Linked DNA regions of Homo sapiens: region 2 is linked to region 1. The links are chromatin loops, found by intact Hi-C in ENCODE. Cell type or tissue: heart left ventricle. All regions are shown on one strand. Each heading gives the region's core, and the rest is flanking DNA. Links, peaks and the distances in the headings are about the cores only. Region 1 overlaps RFX3 (regulatory factor X3). Region 2 has its middle 54 kb from the start of GLIS3.

Region 1 (8,342 bases), core at 94-8,093:
ATAGTAATGAACAACTCTTTTCTCTTCCAGAAGCCCGCGATTTTGGCCTATACTTGGGTGAATCTGAGGTAAACTCAATCTCTGTTCTGAGTCTCTTCAGAGAAATCTCAAGAGATAGGGTTGCCTCCTAAGTCAAGTATCTGATTCTTCTTTTCTGTCGATTTCCCACTTCCAGTTTTCTGTGGTTTTAAAAAAATTTCTTACTATCAGAGTATAGTTGGTTTTGGCCTCAGTCAGCCAAGTAAGACAAGATGGACTAGGCTTTCCTCCTCACTTTTACTTGTTTCTGTTGTCCCCAAAAGATTTGAGAGGCCGTTTAGGACTGAGAGTGGCTCTGAGACCAGTAATCACCTTTGTTTTTGATGATTCACATATTAGTTAACAGGAAAGATGTGATAAATTGTTTATGCAGTTTATTTTTTCCTGTCTCACAGATCTGTTTCACTCTCATTTAAGTACTGAAATACAGATTTTTTTCATAAGTTTCTATTAGAGATAAGAATCAGTGATCTAAAAATTTTAAGTATATTTTTAAAAAATCAAACTAAGTGAGGGTTTGTTTTTTTTGGTTAAGATCTTTTTGTCCTGAAAATTATAAATTCAGAATATTACAGAACTTGATCAACTTCCAGAATGGTGGAGTGAGGGCCTCAGTGAATTTGTGCTGCCTATACAACAACAAAAATATGGGTAAAATAATGAAAATCAGCCATTTTAGAATTCTGGCAATTAAGCAGGAGTATGAATTGAAAATCATCTGTCCAAGAGAAAACTAGTGAATCTTGGGAAGACCAGTGGGGTCTGCGATATTTTAACTTGGGGTTATTCTCATCTCTCTCTCCAGCTTAGTGGTGTAGCTAAAAGCTGGCAGTATTGCAGACAATGGAGAGAGCTGACCACTTCTGGAGCCCCATTGAAGGCACTATCCCCAGAGCACAGTTAATATTTTGTCCCAACTTGCAGCTCCCTGGGAAAACTCTTTTCAGAGAGAGTGGCTGGATATTTGATTTGACTCTGAACTCAGCTCAGTTGGGGGAAGAAAAAGCTTACCCCCAGGGCATTACTGAAACAATAGCAAACTGTTGGCAAAATGTCAATTGCCTAAGGCTGTGATTTCAGTTGAGGCAAAGGAAGAATCTGGCCAGGAATTTAAAAGGAAAGTCTGGAGAACTAGCCAACTATAGGGAACTTTGGAAAGCTCTGGCATATTCCTGGGTATTTAAAAGGCTGTACAATGTGCAAGTCTGTACACATGCCCGGAAATGACCTGGGAAAGGAGAATGTCACCTCTGACTGATCTTGAGGCACTGTGTAAGCAGGAAGTGAAAATCAGTGCTATTTGTAAGCTTCCTGAAGTTTGAAGGTATGACTTCTCATGAAGATTTCTTTGGCAAAAGGTAGAAGACATATAGGCAAAGCATTTAAGGAAATCTTTTAAATGATCATTGGTTGACTACTACATTTTACTGGTCCAGGTATGACTTCTTGGAAGCCAGGCTTACAAATAAAAACAAGATCCTAAAAAAAAAAAAAAAAAAAGTTCTAGCAGAGAACTCGGTGGCCACACACTACGGGGAATACAGGATCTGTAAAATTCGTTCATGAAAGTACTAAAGAATCAGCATCAAGAAAAACAACACACTGATGATTAAAAAATTTAGGGGAATAATGTGGAGCAATCTGATATGAGATTTGTTAAAATATATTACCTAAAATGTTCAGTTTTAACAAAAATTGAGAAATGCAAAGAAACAGGAAATAAAACACACAGAGACAAATAATAAAAAACGAACAAAAAAAGTCCCTGTGGGAGCCTAGATTTTAGACTTTGTAGTCTTTAAGTTAGCTATTACAAATACATTCAAAGAACTAAATGAAACCATGTCTAAAGAATTAAAGGGAAGCATCAGAATGGTGTTTCACCAGAGAAAGAGTATCAATAAAGATAGAAATTATTAAAAAACAAGGAAGTTCTGGAGCTTAAAAGTATAATAACTGAAATGAAAAATTCACTAGAGGAGCTCAACAACAGATATAAATTGGCAAATGAAGGAATCTTTTAACTCGAAGTTAGGTCAATAGAGATTGTTCAATGTGAGGATCAGAAAGAAAAATGAACAGAGTCTCAAAAGACTTATGTGACTCCATTAAATGTTGTGCCAACATGGACATTATAGGATTCCCAGAAGATGAGAATGAGGCAGAAAGAATATTTAAAAAAAAATGGCAGAAAACTTTCCAAACTTGCTGAAAAATATTACTCTGTGCTACACATCCAAGAAGCTCACTGTAATCCAAGTTGAATAAGCCCAAAGTGATCCATACCTAGACCCATCATAGTTGAATTTAAAGAAAAATCTTGAAAGTAGCAGGAGAAAAATGACTTGTTACAAGGAATCCTCAATAGGCTTAATAGCTGACTTACGAGAAACCCTGGAGGCTAGAAGACATTTTCAACATTGAAAGTAAAAGACTGTCAACCAGTAATTCTCTATTTAGCTAAACTTTTCTTCAAAACTGAAAGTGAAATTAAGACGTTTCCAAATAGATAAAAACTGAAAGGATTCTCACGAACTCTAAGAAATGTTAAAGGGAGTCTTTCAGGTTGAAATGAAAGGACACTTAATGGTAAATTTTAATCCGTGTGAAGAAATAAAGAGGAATGGTTAAAGGTAACTACAGGCATTATGAAAGACATGTACAAATAGATTGAATAATAGATTGAAGTTTTTGTTAGGGATAGGCTCTAAATCCATGTCTTTTGTATAGTATAAATTGTGATTCTGTATTGGAATTATACTTTGCTGTCTGGAGAAGTGTTTATAAAAGTAATGAAAATTTTGGTTTCAGGTAAAACAAAAATTAGAACAAAAATTATACTGAAAATAATTATTACATAAATTTTGAATGATAACTATGAGCTAGTGACATATATGTATTACATCATTTTCTCATTACAATATCTCACTAGGGTGTGTTATCTAGATTTTATAGATGGGGAAAATTGAATTAAGAAAGAAAGTGACTTGCCCAAGGTCATTTAAGTAGTAAGTGGTGGAGCTAGGATTTGAGCTGTGGTCTGTTTAACACTAAAGCCCAAGCTTTTAAATACTGCTTTACACCTTAATATCCGGTGCTTTAATATTCTTGGCCTTCTTTCAAAAACTTCCCTCTTCCTGTCAATTCCAATAAATGCGTTTTTGTTTGTAACATTTTTTTCTCCAGTTATTTAAAACACAACTGAATAAAGCAATTCTTATAAAGTTGTATTGATGGGCTTATGATACATAAAAGATGGATTCCTTCATAGTTTTACAGATATGGTTCTCTTCTGGAATTTATAATACAACATGAATGCATCACTACCTTATAAGGCAGAGATAAGGTGCTGTTTGTCTGTGCCTCTAGTTTCTAAAATTGACTTGGTTTAATGGCATCATCTTAATGGTGATTGCTGTCACTGAGCTACTTCATCTCTTCCCCTGTTTTCAAGCAGTCCATAAATACTAAACTTTGCATCAATGCTGATAAACTAGCTACCTTCCAGTGCCCTATATTTGATGATCCTCTCTTGGCACTTAATAAGTTCAGCTTATAGATGATGTTTATGATTATATTCTGTGGGCAGCAAGCCATCCAGATGCCGAGGCAAGAGACCAGGGGCACGAGTTGTTCCAGTGTAATAAAGAACATAAAACAACAAGAGTTATACTAGATCTACATAGACATGATTATATATGAATATCATATGAATTATATGTATATATTATATATATTATATATGAGTATCATTAATCATTTGTAGCAATTACTCTTTATGCCAATATTATAATAATACTCGCTCTATAATCATAACCTAGGAAAAACTAGGCCATACAGAGATAGGAGCTGAGGGGACATAGTGAGAAGTGACCAGAAGACAAGAGTGTGAGCCGTCTGTCATGCCTGGACAGGGCCACCAGAGAGCTCCTTGGTCTAGCGGTAACGCCAGCGTCTGGGAAGATGCCTGTTGCCAAGCAGACTGTGGTCTAGTGGTAGCGTCAGTGCGAAGGGAAAACACCTACTACTTAGCAGACTGGGAAGGGGAGTCTCCCTTTCCCCAGGGGAGTTTAGAGAAGACACTCTACTCCACCTCTTGTGGAGGGCCTGACATCAGTCAAGCCTGCCCACAGTTATCTGGAGGCCTGACTGTCTCCCTGTGATGCTGTGCTTCAGTGGTCACCCTCCTAGTCCACTTTCATGTTCCATCCTGTACACCTGGCTCTGCCTTTTAGGCAGCAGTAGCAAAATTAGTGAAAGTACTAAAAGTCTCTGATATGCAGAAACAATATTGTAATATTATGCAGAAATAATAGCGTATGCTATTGCATACGCTGTATATGCGATATGCAGAAATAGTAGCATAAGCTGTCCTCTCTCTCTCCCTCTCTCTCTGTCTGCCTTGGCTGCCAGGCAGGGAAGGGCCCCCTGTCTAGTGGACATGTGACTCATGTGACCTTGTCAATCATTGGAGATGACTCACACTCCTTACCCTTCCCCTTTTGCCTTGTTTCCAATAAATAACAGCACAGCCTGGCATTCGGGGCCACTACCGGTCTCTGCGTCTTGGTGGTTGCGGTCCCCCGGGCCCAGCTGTCTTTTCTTTTATCTCTTTGTCTTGTGTCTTTATTTCTACAATCTCTCGTCTCTGCACACGGGGAGAAAAACCCACTGACCCTGTGGGGCTGGACCCTACAGTGTTCAAGATGAAGATATAATGCTTATAAGCATCCATTTATAACTGTTTATAGTTGGCAACCTACCTTCCTTCCTTCCTTCCTTTTTCTTTTTCTTTCTTTTTTTTTTTTTGGAGACAGGGTCTTGCTCTGTTGCCCAGGCTGTTAGTGCAGTGGCACAATTATAGCTCACTGCAGCCTAGATCACCTGGGCTCAAGCAATCTTCCTGCCTCAGCCTCCCGAGTAGCTAGGACTATAGGCATGTGTCACCACACCCAGCTAATTTTTTACTTTTTGTGGAGATGGGATCTTCCTGTGTTGCCCAGGCTGGTCTTCAACTCTTGGTTGCCTCAAGTGATTCTCCTTCCTTGGCCTCCCAAAGTGCGGAGATTACAGGCATGAGCCACCATACCTGGCTGCTAGTTTGGTCATTTTCTGTTTCACAGACATTTAGATTGATTAGGGTTCTAATGGTGTATTGTTGCAAACCTGTCTTTGATTCTTTTAAAGATTATACTGCAATATTTTGTGGTTTGGGCAAATAAGCACTGTTTCTGGAGACAAATCTGTATTCAGAGTCTTGGCTGCCACTTGTTGGCTGACTTACTTTTAGATATGTTTCTTCTGAGTCAGTAATCTCATCTATAAATTGGAGACAGTGATACTAAACCTTTTAACTTTAATTTTAAAAGCGTCATTGATATTATGAGCTTCTATGAGTTTGTGTTTCGGGGAAGTCTTATAACCAATGAGACAATCACGGAATTTCCTTCTTGCAAATGGTGTAGGTAAAGGAACTTTGAAACTTCAGTGGTACTTTCATAGTCTGTATTTGACAAGGGATCTTTTCTGATGAGATTGGTTCTTGTAGTTTGACTGTTAATAGAAAAAGTTAAAACAGTAGGTCATAAAAAGTGCTGCATACTTCTCACTAACATTTTAACTTGAAATGTGCAAAATGTATAAATAGACTGTTTTTGTGACTAGGACCAAGGGCCTTTTTTTCAATATAGGCTTGCTGATTGGAACTGCAAGTCTTATATAAATCTACATCTATAACAAGTCATATCCAGTTTATGCTTTATTTCTTTAATATAGATTAAAAAATTGAGACACTTGCAGAGCAGTGGTTCTCAAAGTGTGGTTCCCAGCCCAGCAGCCTCAGCATCATGGGAATTTCATAGCATGCAAATTCTTTGGTTTTACTCCAGACCTACTGAATCAGAAACTATGGAAGGTGGGGCTCAGTATTCTATGCTTGGCTTCCATGCTACATTTTCAGAAACATTATATTCTATATTTTATTATTTTTCCCAGGTTTAAAAATATTTCTCTTATCTTTGCCTATTTCAACAGCAGTATTTTGCAGTGACTTGCCTTTATCAAGTCTTTTCAATGCGTTTGACTTAGTTTTTAAAGATACAAGACCTTTTATTTTTGCTTTTATGGTTTATGTGATATTTAATTAAATTAGCTAATTACAATAACAATAAAACTCCCCTGTTGAGGTTTTGGAACAAATATTGTTCTGAGTGAATATACAGCTCAGCAGTTGGGAGCAGAAGTGTTGAGGGGCATGCTAGAGAGACTCCTGCAGGCTGTGAGTTTTCAGTATTCTGTGGGCATCTGTCAGTATGGTTAAAGAGGAAATGAACAATGTGGGTTTACATAGCAAGCTGGGTAAGTGAAGCTTGATCAAGAGAGCTTCTCATGTGTATTATTCTATGTAGGCTTATATATTTCTTGGATCCATTTATCTTTATAACCCCTAATTCAGTACGCATGTTTTAGACTTTTGTTAGTCTGTAGGTAGTCTTCTTGGCTAGACCCCAGAGTTAGAAATATGTTTTTAGTGATTTTCAGATCTCTCAGTTCAGTATTGTGGAGAAATAAGAGAACCCAGTAGTTCATATGAAAAATATGTGCCTGTTATTATGACACCAAAGGGGAAACTCTGTAGCAGCTAATACTTGAAGTAGAAAACAGATGGAAATCTTCTTCTCTAGCCTAAGACTGCAGCTTTTGCCCTGGCTTATAGTGCCTACTTTGATTTGGGAAATCCAATTATGTGTGGAGATAATTCCACAGGTGAAGTGTTTGCCTACCATTGAGATTCTTAAGGGATATATAAGTCGATCCAGACTCTGGCATGCTGAATCGAAACTGTTGCTCCTCAGCAACATTCTAGATGGAGTTTTGATTGAGCTATTTTTTAATGAGTGTTTTAATTATTACTATATTTTTAACCACATTGCTAATCTCACAAAAGGAAAGGGCCTGAATAGCCTGTCTAAGTCAACTCTGGATCATCTCGTTACTGCAGTAGTTGGATCATAATACTGCTGTGCAACATTAATAGAAAACTACATAATGTACAGAAAATAACTATTGCATAGGAACATCAGGATACTATAGCAGTTGTCCAATAAAACAGCAGTATTGGTCCCCCTGAAGTTGTTCAGATAGGGATTTGATAAGCCTAGTATTCATTCTTCACTGACACAGTAACTCAATCATTTCACTGACAAAATAATGGTTGCTACATATCTGATTTAACAAAGAAATGAATGTTGCTTAAATCCTTACGATAGATTGAAGTTTTTGTTAGGGATAGGCTCTAAATCCGTATCTTTTGTATAGTATAAATTGTGATTCTGTATTGGAATTATACTTTGCTGTCTGGAGAAGTGTTTATAAAAGTAATGAAAATTTTGGTTTCAGGTAAAACAAAAATTAGAACAAAAATTATACTGAAAATAATTATTACATAAATTTTGAATGATAACTATGAGCTAGTGACATATATGTATTACATCATTTTCTCATTACAGTATCTCACTAGGGTGTGTTATCTAGATTTTATAGATGGGGAAAATTGAATTAAGAAAGAAAGTGACTTGCCCAAGGTCATTTAAGTAGTAAGTGGTGGAGCTAGGATTTGAGCTGTGGTCTGTTTAACACTAAAGCCCAAGCTTTTAAATACTGCTTTACACCTTAATATCCGGTGCTTTAATATTCTTGGCCTTCTTTCAAAAACTTCCCTCTTCCTGTCAATTCCAGAGATAACATTCAATAACTTGACAACAGTGACCTTTCTAAACAAATACAGTGCGTTACAGAACCAGATGGCCTAAGATTATATTTTATTTTTCTGGCTCAAAATAAATTGCCTGCCCTAAGACTGATAAAGTCCAAAAAAAGACCCTTCTGTGTCCCAGGACCTCATCAGGCCACATGGCCAGCCAGTGCTGTTTATCATAAGTCAGCCACGAGTAGAAAACCTATGTCTTTATACTATAATTTAGATTAGGACCTAATGAAGGGGCAAGAAGCTGGTTTACTAAATAAGATCATTCAGTAATCGCAGTGCATTTGGTAGAAAGATTCTGAAGAAGTGAAGACAGAATTCTAGGCAGTACTGCTGTCTGTTCTATAAATTGGATGTAAGGAGAAGGCTGATTTATAATTCAACAAACTCCCAAATTAGGCATCCCTTTTTCCCCCTTGCTGGGATTTAAGGAGGATTTTTTCTAATAACTAGCCACCTTATTCTTGATCATTCAAAATCTGGGTGAGAATTTTCTTAAAAGTCTTAGACAGATATATTTTAAACGTAATTCTATATT
Region 2 (8,342 bases), core at 301-8,300, 880 kb before region 1:
GGTGTATCCCCAGCAACTAGAAACGTGCTGGAACATAGTAGGTACACAAAAATGCTTGTTTAATTCACCACTCCTAACATCACCACCAATTATACTACCAGCAAAAACTATACCATGAAATGAGAAAATTTCACTGGACAATGAACATTTCGGTTTGTGAAGGTACTTGGGACATTGCTTGGTACCTGATAATTATTGAATAAATTTATCAACTTTGTATTAGTCTCTTTTTTTTGTAAATTACAAAAGTGATACTAGGCCATGGTTAAAAAAAATCGAGCATTAAAACGAGTATACAAAAAAAAGCAGAATTCCTTGTTACTCTGGCGACCAGTCTCACTTTCTAGCAGCAACTAGTATTTACAGTTTATGCAGCCTTCTGGAAATTTTCTTTGCATATATACACACATACACATATATACATATGGATATGTACATACACACATATACATACACACAAATGGGAACATACTGTACACACTGTTCTGCCCTTGTCCTTGCTTTTCTCATCTTGGGCATCTGTTCTTATTAGATCATACAGACCTATCTTATTTTTTAAAAAACAAAGGCATAATATCCATAATATCCTATAATGTAGATGTAATATAACTTGTTTAATGACCCTCTAATGGTGGAAATTTGCGTTGTTCGTTTGCCATTTCAAACAATTTAACAGCAAACATCTTTGTCCACTTCAGAGGCACCATTGACACAGATTCAATGGGAATGGTGCCTCCTGACACTATGCAATGTGGTGGCCCTGATCCCTGTATTCAGTTCTTTGACCATGTCCAGGTATTTCTGTAGGATAAATTCCTAGAAGGCCACTAGTTTGATCAAAGGCTTATGCTCAATGTAAATTTTGATACCTAATCCCCAAAAAGTTGAAAGTTGAATGATGTTCACGTGAGTCAATGAGTCATTTGAGGAGTTTTCTAGAGAAACAGACCCAATAGAAGACACATACACATGCACACACACACACACACACACACACACAGGAATTAGTTCACATTATTCTGGAGGCTGAAAAGTCCCGAGATCTACAGTCAGCAAGCTGGAAACCCAGGAGAGTTTATGGGATAAAGTCTGAGTCTGGAGGCCTGAGAAGCAGGAGAGCGATAGTGTAAAATCTAGTCCAAACTGAAGGCAAGAGAAGACTGATTTCCCAGCTTGAAAACAGTCAGAGAGGGGATTCTTCCTTACTCAGGCTGTGGTTCTATTAAAGCTTCCAGGGGATTGGATGAGGCCCACCCACACTTGGGAGGGGCAATCTGCTTTATTCAATCTACTGATTCAAATGTTAATTTCATCCAGAAACACCTTCACAGACACAACCAGAATAAAGTTTAACCAAACTTCTGGGCACCTTGTAACCCAGTCAAGTTGATACAAAATTAAAGATCACAGGGTTATTCCCCAAAGATTTTAAATAAGAACAAATTCCACTCATTTTTAAATGCAACTTGAAACTAAAATAGAACTTTTGTTTCAGTTCTGTTTGTATAAGTAAACTCACTAATATTCAATGATTTATACATGCTAGATTTCAATTTTAGATTTCTAGTCTTTGGAAACAGTAAGATTTCGTACCAGTCAATATATTCCACCTTTTGAAACACTTATTAAAATATTTTGAAAATGCCAATTCCAGCTCCTGGTATAATGCTCTTGCCTGAAAGTCCAATTTAACCTTTTTACATGTGTAATCTTGCAAACATTGGTGGGCATTTTACATCCAAAAGGCTTTGTAATCAAACCTTTAGAGATTTTCTTACTGATGTTTTTCAGCTTTTGGTTCATCAGCAAATTCCAAATTCATTGTTGATGATCTTTGTTGCTCTAATAGTCATGCGATTTCATTTATAAATGAAACAAGCAGTCTTTGATCACATACTCTTTGTAAAATCTGATGCACTCTGTTGAATCTGCTGTGTTCCCTTTGTATTTTAAAAGCAATAGCTGCAATAGAGACAGCTTGACCCTACCGTGAGAAATAGCATTTTATCATGAAACTTGGCAAAGCCTTCAATTTCCTCCCATCTAATATCTGTCAGTCATTCCCATTGTCCAGGAAACATTTTCTCTGCTCTCCATGTGAAAGTTGTTATCTCTGGTGGCAGATACAACTTTTCTGAGGCCAGATCATTCTCATACCAGGGCTCAATCATATTGCTTTGTCGGATCCCTGTGGAAAACCAATCATGCTCTTTAAAGTGTAGCTGGAGAGTTAGTGATGCAAAAGAAAGACACTGGATCACTTGCACATACCAGTCCCCAGTCCTCCTAAATTGTGGGCCAGTCTCTCCGGCTCTGCTGCTGAACTCAGTGTGAATACAATAGCGACTGAAATGAAAGAAAGAGGTCCTGTTTACCAAATCATATTGTTGAGGTGGAAGGAACTTTGTCTAATTATAACCCATCATTACAAGGAAAAGAAAGGTAAAGCAAAGAGAGTCGACTTGGATTGACTTGGCCAAGACCACTCAGCTCATTAGTGTTAGAGCTGGGGCTGGAAAATATATTTTTTGACTAACTAATTTTACTGATGTATAATTTTTGTACCATAGAACACACAGAACTGAAGTGCCCAGTTGATACATTTTGATAAATATGTATGTCTATGTAACCATACCAAACGCATGCTAATCAAGATATAGAACATTTCATTGCCCCCAGGACTTTCCCACATGCCCCTTTCTAGTTAGAAAGCAGGTATTTGATTCCTGATCCAGTGTTTTGCCACCACTGACTCTTTCATCATTGTATAGGTGCAATGCTCAGTTGGTGAAAAGGGTCTATGGCTGGAAACAGGGTGTATAGGCTCTCATTCCAGCTGCTGCTCAATTAACTATATGACATTAGCCAAGAGGTTTGCTGAGTTAGTGTCCCTAGCTGTTAAAAGATGGGGTATGATTAAGAAGCCAGATTCCAAAGGTGATAAAGCTTGTCTTTGACTCCTCCTTCCCCTCTTTTCTGAGATCCTTCTTACAGTTCCTGGGCTATGAGGTGTCACTAGGAGAGTAGCACCCATTTCATTCTTTACCTGATTTTGAGCTAGCTATGTACTGTGTCAAAGGAAACTTGTCTATTTCGTGCCAAGTTATTGTTCCTAGAAGTGCTTGTATTTAATAATCATAGTGATACCTATAGTTTATTGGGCACCTACAAGATATCAGCCATGTGCTTACCCCTCTATATGCATTGCCTAAATGAGCCCTGCCTTACAGGAGCCCTGTAAGTTTACACAAAGCCAACCTGAGGCTCAAGGAGGTTAAGTTGCTTGCAGATAGTCACACAGCCGCCAAGTGGCAGAGTTTGCTTTGGGACCCAGATGTGCCCAACTCCAAATCCAGGACACTTTCCAACTCTACTACTTTGACTCAGGGAACTCTCTCTCTTTTTTCTTTTTCTTTTTCTTTTTTTTTTCGAGATGGAGTCTCGCTCTGTCGCCCAGGCTAAGAGTGCAGTGGTGTGATCTCGGCTCACTGCAACCTCCGCCTCCCGGGTTCAAGCCTCCAGGGTTCAAGCAATTCTCCCACTTCAGCCTCCCGAGTACCTGGGACTACAGGCACCCGCCACCACGCCTGGGTAATTTTTGGTATTTTTAGTAGAGATGGGGTTTCGCCGTGTTAGCCAGGATGGTCTCGATCTCCTGACCTAGTGATCCGCCCACCTCGGCCTCCCAAAGTGTTGGGATTACAGGCATGAGCCACCATGTCCGGCTACTCAGGGAACTCTTAAAGGTGACAGTAGCTTATTCCAAAGGAATGACTCTTTGAGGGTGGAATTTGGGGTAGCATGTTTTCCTAGAGGGAGAGTGTCATCTGATCAAGGAGCTCAGGGACACTTATGCATCACTCCAGTGCTGCCAATGGGGTTATTCTCCTGATCCCAGGACCGCAGTGAGAGGCTCGAGAAAGCCCCTTGAATAGTGCACTGTTCCATGTGAGTGCGGCTGTGCTAAACTGTGCCTGGGACAATCCCGTGCACTGAGGTTTTGACCTGAATAAGATGGGTCACGTGGATTCTGGAGGGTAAGCAGTTATTATTGTAGGGAATATAGTCTATAGAAAGTGAGATCCTGGGATGTAGTGTATAATTCTTGGTTAAATATAGCAAAAGAAAAGAAATAATCACCCACTCACTCAAGGAGGTGACTCTGGCTAGGGACCCCATGCCTGCTAACAGGGTGCTTATACCCTCATCCATATGGCATGAAGAGAGGTGTCCTGTTTCAAGAGTGCGAACTAAATCTCATTCAAACACACAAAAAGGTCTCAGGAAGTTTGGCTGGAGAAAGTACTCAGTTTCAGATGGGGAGTCTAATTTCATGTGCCTTTGCCTGCCATTGTCTGATTTGCAAGTTTAGCATAACACTCTTTTTTAAAAAGCCCTCTTGGCTATCAAGAATTTTCCTGCAGTTGGCCGGGCGTGGTGGCTCACGCCTGTAATCCCAGCGCTTTGGGAGGCTGAGGCAGGCGGATCACGAGGTCAGGAGATAGAGACCATCCTGGCTAACACGGTGAGACCCTGTCTCTACTAAAAATACAAAAAAAAAAAAAAAATAGCCGGGTGTGGCGGCGTGCTCCTGTAGTCCCAGCTGCTGGGTAGGCTGAGGCAGGAGAATGGCGTGAACCTGGGAGACTGAGCTTGCAGTGAGCCGAGGTCGCGCCACTGCACTCCATCCTGGGCGACAGATTTCCTGCAGTTCTTCAGAGGAGACTGTGGGAAACAAAAGCAAATCAACAGCTACAGGCACCGAATTAAGTTCAACACATATAATTCAGAACATACATCTTTGTGCAGCGGATAAGGAGGCCCCCAGAAAAACGACGGAGGACTATTCTGCTGTGTGGTTTAGGGGAGGGATCTGGCTCTATCTCGAGATGATCTTAGACTCTAGCTTACTCCAGATTACGGCCCGTTTTGGGTAACTTCTTGACTTTGGACCCGCTGAGAGATACTCTTCAGTAAGGAATCAGAGTACAGTCCTTAGTTTTGCTGTCAACACACAAGTACACATGCCAGTGCCCAGAGGCAGTTCTGGAAATGCCTTACTCATTTCTTGGCTGGGCTGAGTCCAGAGACAATCCCTGGCCCTGAACTTTGGAATCCTGAGGCTCAATGGACTTGAGTAGTTTTGCTGCTCGTTAACTCCCACACCTCCTTCTCATAGTTTAAAGAAAGCTGCCTGAAATCAGAGGACCGAGACTTCACAAAATCAGATCATATAGCAAGCAATTTCATGCACAAAAAAGACAGTGGAGTCTTTGAGGAGTTGCTGGGCTACAGACATCTGTACCCAGCCTGTGGTTTTGCCTGGCTGGTAGGGTACAGAAGTCTGCTTACTTTTGCCTCAAGTTTTAGCCTTTAATGGCACAGGGATGTCAAGAGAGGGAACTTCTCAGAGTCTCAGAGCAACAGAAATTTCGGTCAAGTTGTATTGTTCACCCAGGAATCCAAAGACACGGCTGAGTCTTGAGAGGTGGCCACCATACCCCAGGCTGAAAAAACTTTCCAGAGAGCTGACTGATCTCCTAACCAAACCAATGAGCCAAAAAACCACTGAGGTCTGGAACCCTGAAGGAGCGAGAGGACCCTATATCTTAGCCTGACAAGTGGCTACTTACACCTACTAAATGTATAGAAAACTGGATTTTTTCCATGCACCACAGGATATGGTTTTCTTTTAAAGTTCACAAATTCTCTTCATGGTTTACCTAACTATGAAGATTCATTTTTGGCCAACATCCAAGAAAGTTTATTTATGACCAATTCTGTATTTTGATCTCTCCATCCAAGTATTGTTGCCAAGAGCCAGCAGCACAAAGGCACAAGGGCCAGCTGAACTGCCCATGGCCACACATAGCCCTTCAGGCCTGCGATGGTCTTGATCATCTCCCCACTAACCAGGTCTGTGCCCACAAAAGCTGGTGATGGCCAAAGGAAGAAACCTCCCTCTACAGAAGTAGCCTAACCCAAGACAGAGTTCACTTAAACGGCCATCTCTAAAGAGCATGGTTGTTTGGTTTCCATTCTGTGCTCTCTGATCCTGGGAATCAGGGAAGGCCCTTGGGTTTACCCAAAAGATGCCCCACCATGCCTTAGTCCTCTGTATTTCTATGTCCCCATACCCTCACAGGCCAAAAGGACCCAAGGTGAATTGTGAGCTATTTTAATTTGGAGATAAATGACCAAGGGACTCTACACAAAGGGCTCAGTGTAATTTTAGTAGTCATAGGCCAACCTCAGGTGGCTCCCTTGTTCCTGAGCCATATTCCTGCATGACTTTGAGAAAATCACTTAGCCTCCCCAAAGAGAACACAACTGGGTGTCGCCTGAGTTTTACTGATGTTGGCAGAGTTTAATACAATGACTGTATTTTTTTATGTAAAGGAGACAAAGCATGGATTGAGACAAGCTTCCTCTATAATAACAGAAATCTACTTTTCCATCGTAGTTGTGAGTCTGTCTTCACGAACACTGTAGCTTGTACTTACGCTGAAGTTTACTTCATGAAAAGAAAGAGATTTTAGAAAATTGATCTTGCTTATTTACTTTTTAACCAAGAGCAGCTATTAACCCTCTAGGAGTTACATCAAACTCTTTAGATCCAAAATGTAACTCAAATACAGGCACTACTAGTTTTATATTTTTCTCCAGATTCAGAATCCTGTGTGCATTTTTTTTTTAAGAAAACTGTGCATTCATTTTCTCTGAAAATGACTTCTTTGTGCTCCAGTTTTCTAGCTTAAAGATAAAATTGGATTCTTTGAAGAGGCTTAGAAACTAATTTTAAAAATCTAAGGCCCATCAGTAAGTGACAGAGAGTCCTTTGGGTATCATTTGTGCTCCCTAGTTCAAGGAAAAACAACATTTTTTTAAAAAAATGAAATCTTTCCTTATCATTTGATGTTCATCATTACCGAACTACATACTTTTTTCTCTTTTTGCCCATGAAAATTTCACTAAATCTGAACAATTAAATGGAAAATTCCTTTTCAACTACTGTGATAAATTGAGTAATAAAGAACTCTTAGAGAAAGATATTTTTGTGTTTTTCAGTGTATATTCTAAACTTTTGTAATGAACTCAAGCACTAAATATTTTATGAGATATGTAAAAGATTTCTCCTCACCCTCCCTTTTTTTTTTTTTTTTTTGAGACACTCTGTTGCCCATGCTTGAGTGCAGTGGTGCGATTACAGTTCACTGAAGCTTCAACCTCCCAGGTTCAAGTGATCCTCCTTCCTCAGCCTCCCAGCTTATTGGGACTATAACCACACCCAGTTAATTGTTTGTTTGTTTGTTTCTTTTGAGACAGAGTCTCACTCTGTCTCCCAGGCTGGAGTGCAGTGGCCTGATCTTGGCTCACTGCAACCTCCACCTCCTGTGTTCAAGCAATTCTCCAGCTCCCTGTAAGTGTAGAGAGGCTATCCCAACCAGCCTTAAGGTCTAAGAAACAGGCCAGAATCAGAAAGAAATGGATTATTATACAGAGAAGTGAAGCCCAGGGCCCAGCACTTCAAGGCCTTGTATATAGATAGGACAAGCTTCATGGCGGTGTGACCTACACAGACACACAGGGCCCCAGGCTTAGAAGAGCCACAAATGGTTTATTGATCAAAGAGCCCTTGTTCATTTTGAACTGGGCCCCAAAATTACGTAGCTGGTTCTGGTACTAGTGGTACTAGGGAAAGTCCTGAGGAGACAGAAACTGGAAGAAAACAAAAACAAACAAAAACAAAAACAAAACAAAACAAAACAAACCCTGATGTTTTTTACCCCAAGGCATTTTGGGTAGAAGAGACATAGAGGCAGCAGAGACACATCAATCCCAACTCTTCCTTGGTCCAGAATGAAGGAGGATATTACTTGATTTGAGAGAAATACCAAAGGTGGGGTCTTTTTGTCCAATTTAACATTTTGGATTCTGGAAGAAGAGTTCAGTCTTCCTTATCCCCACCCCAAAATAGAGATAATAAAGCAGTTCTGAAAGAGACTTTAAAATAAAAATATTTTTAAAAATTTCAGAGAGATATAGTACGGCAGGATTATAAATTTACACTGTGCACAGGTGAATAGTGAAAATGCAGTTTAAAGAAATTTTCTATTACTTGATTCCATTTGTGTCAATTGTTTCTATCCATATAGAGATGGGAGGAAAAAATATAAATTTTAAGTCAAATCCAGTAAATGTGGCCCAGTGCAATAACTGAAATAGTCTCTTTAAGTTAATTTTCAGTCTTTTGATTTAAACGTGCCCAGTTCCTCACATTTCCGCCTATTCCCTCTTTGCTCTCCAAGGTGCTGGTGAATAGGTGCCTTGCGGGTATAGCA

Evidence for each region. A loop is a pair of places that touch in the nucleus more often than their neighbours do. Peaks named below come from ENCODE experiments on the same cell type or tissue, not always from the same donor. Only the 100,000 strongest peaks of a DNase experiment are listed, where the experiment ranks them.
Region 2: a loop joins it to region 1, with 2.8 times the contacts of the local background. A loop is called at or near these places in 9 of 110 quality-filtered maps.

What each region holds. Positions count from the first base shown.
Region 1 is chr9:3,471,607-3,479,948 of GRCh38, reverse strand. The region is part of intron 1 of RFX3 (regulatory factor X3); the gene reads left to right. Among named protein-coding and RNA genes, the nearest start is that of RFX3, 50 kb to the left of the region's middle. RefSeq lists enhancers at 1,407-1,456, 479-1,678, 4,198-4,347 and a silencer at 7,746-8,040. In heart left ventricle, for the core only: no CTCF peak of the experiment used is centred there; no DNase peak of the experiment used is centred there; H3K27ac peaks cover 657 bases.
Region 2 is chr9:4,350,220-4,358,561 of GRCh38, reverse strand. It overlaps a transcript of GLIS3 not described here. Among named protein-coding and RNA genes, the nearest start is that of GLIS3, 54 kb to the right of the region's middle. In heart left ventricle, for the core only: no CTCF peak of the experiment used is centred there; no DNase peak of the experiment used is centred there.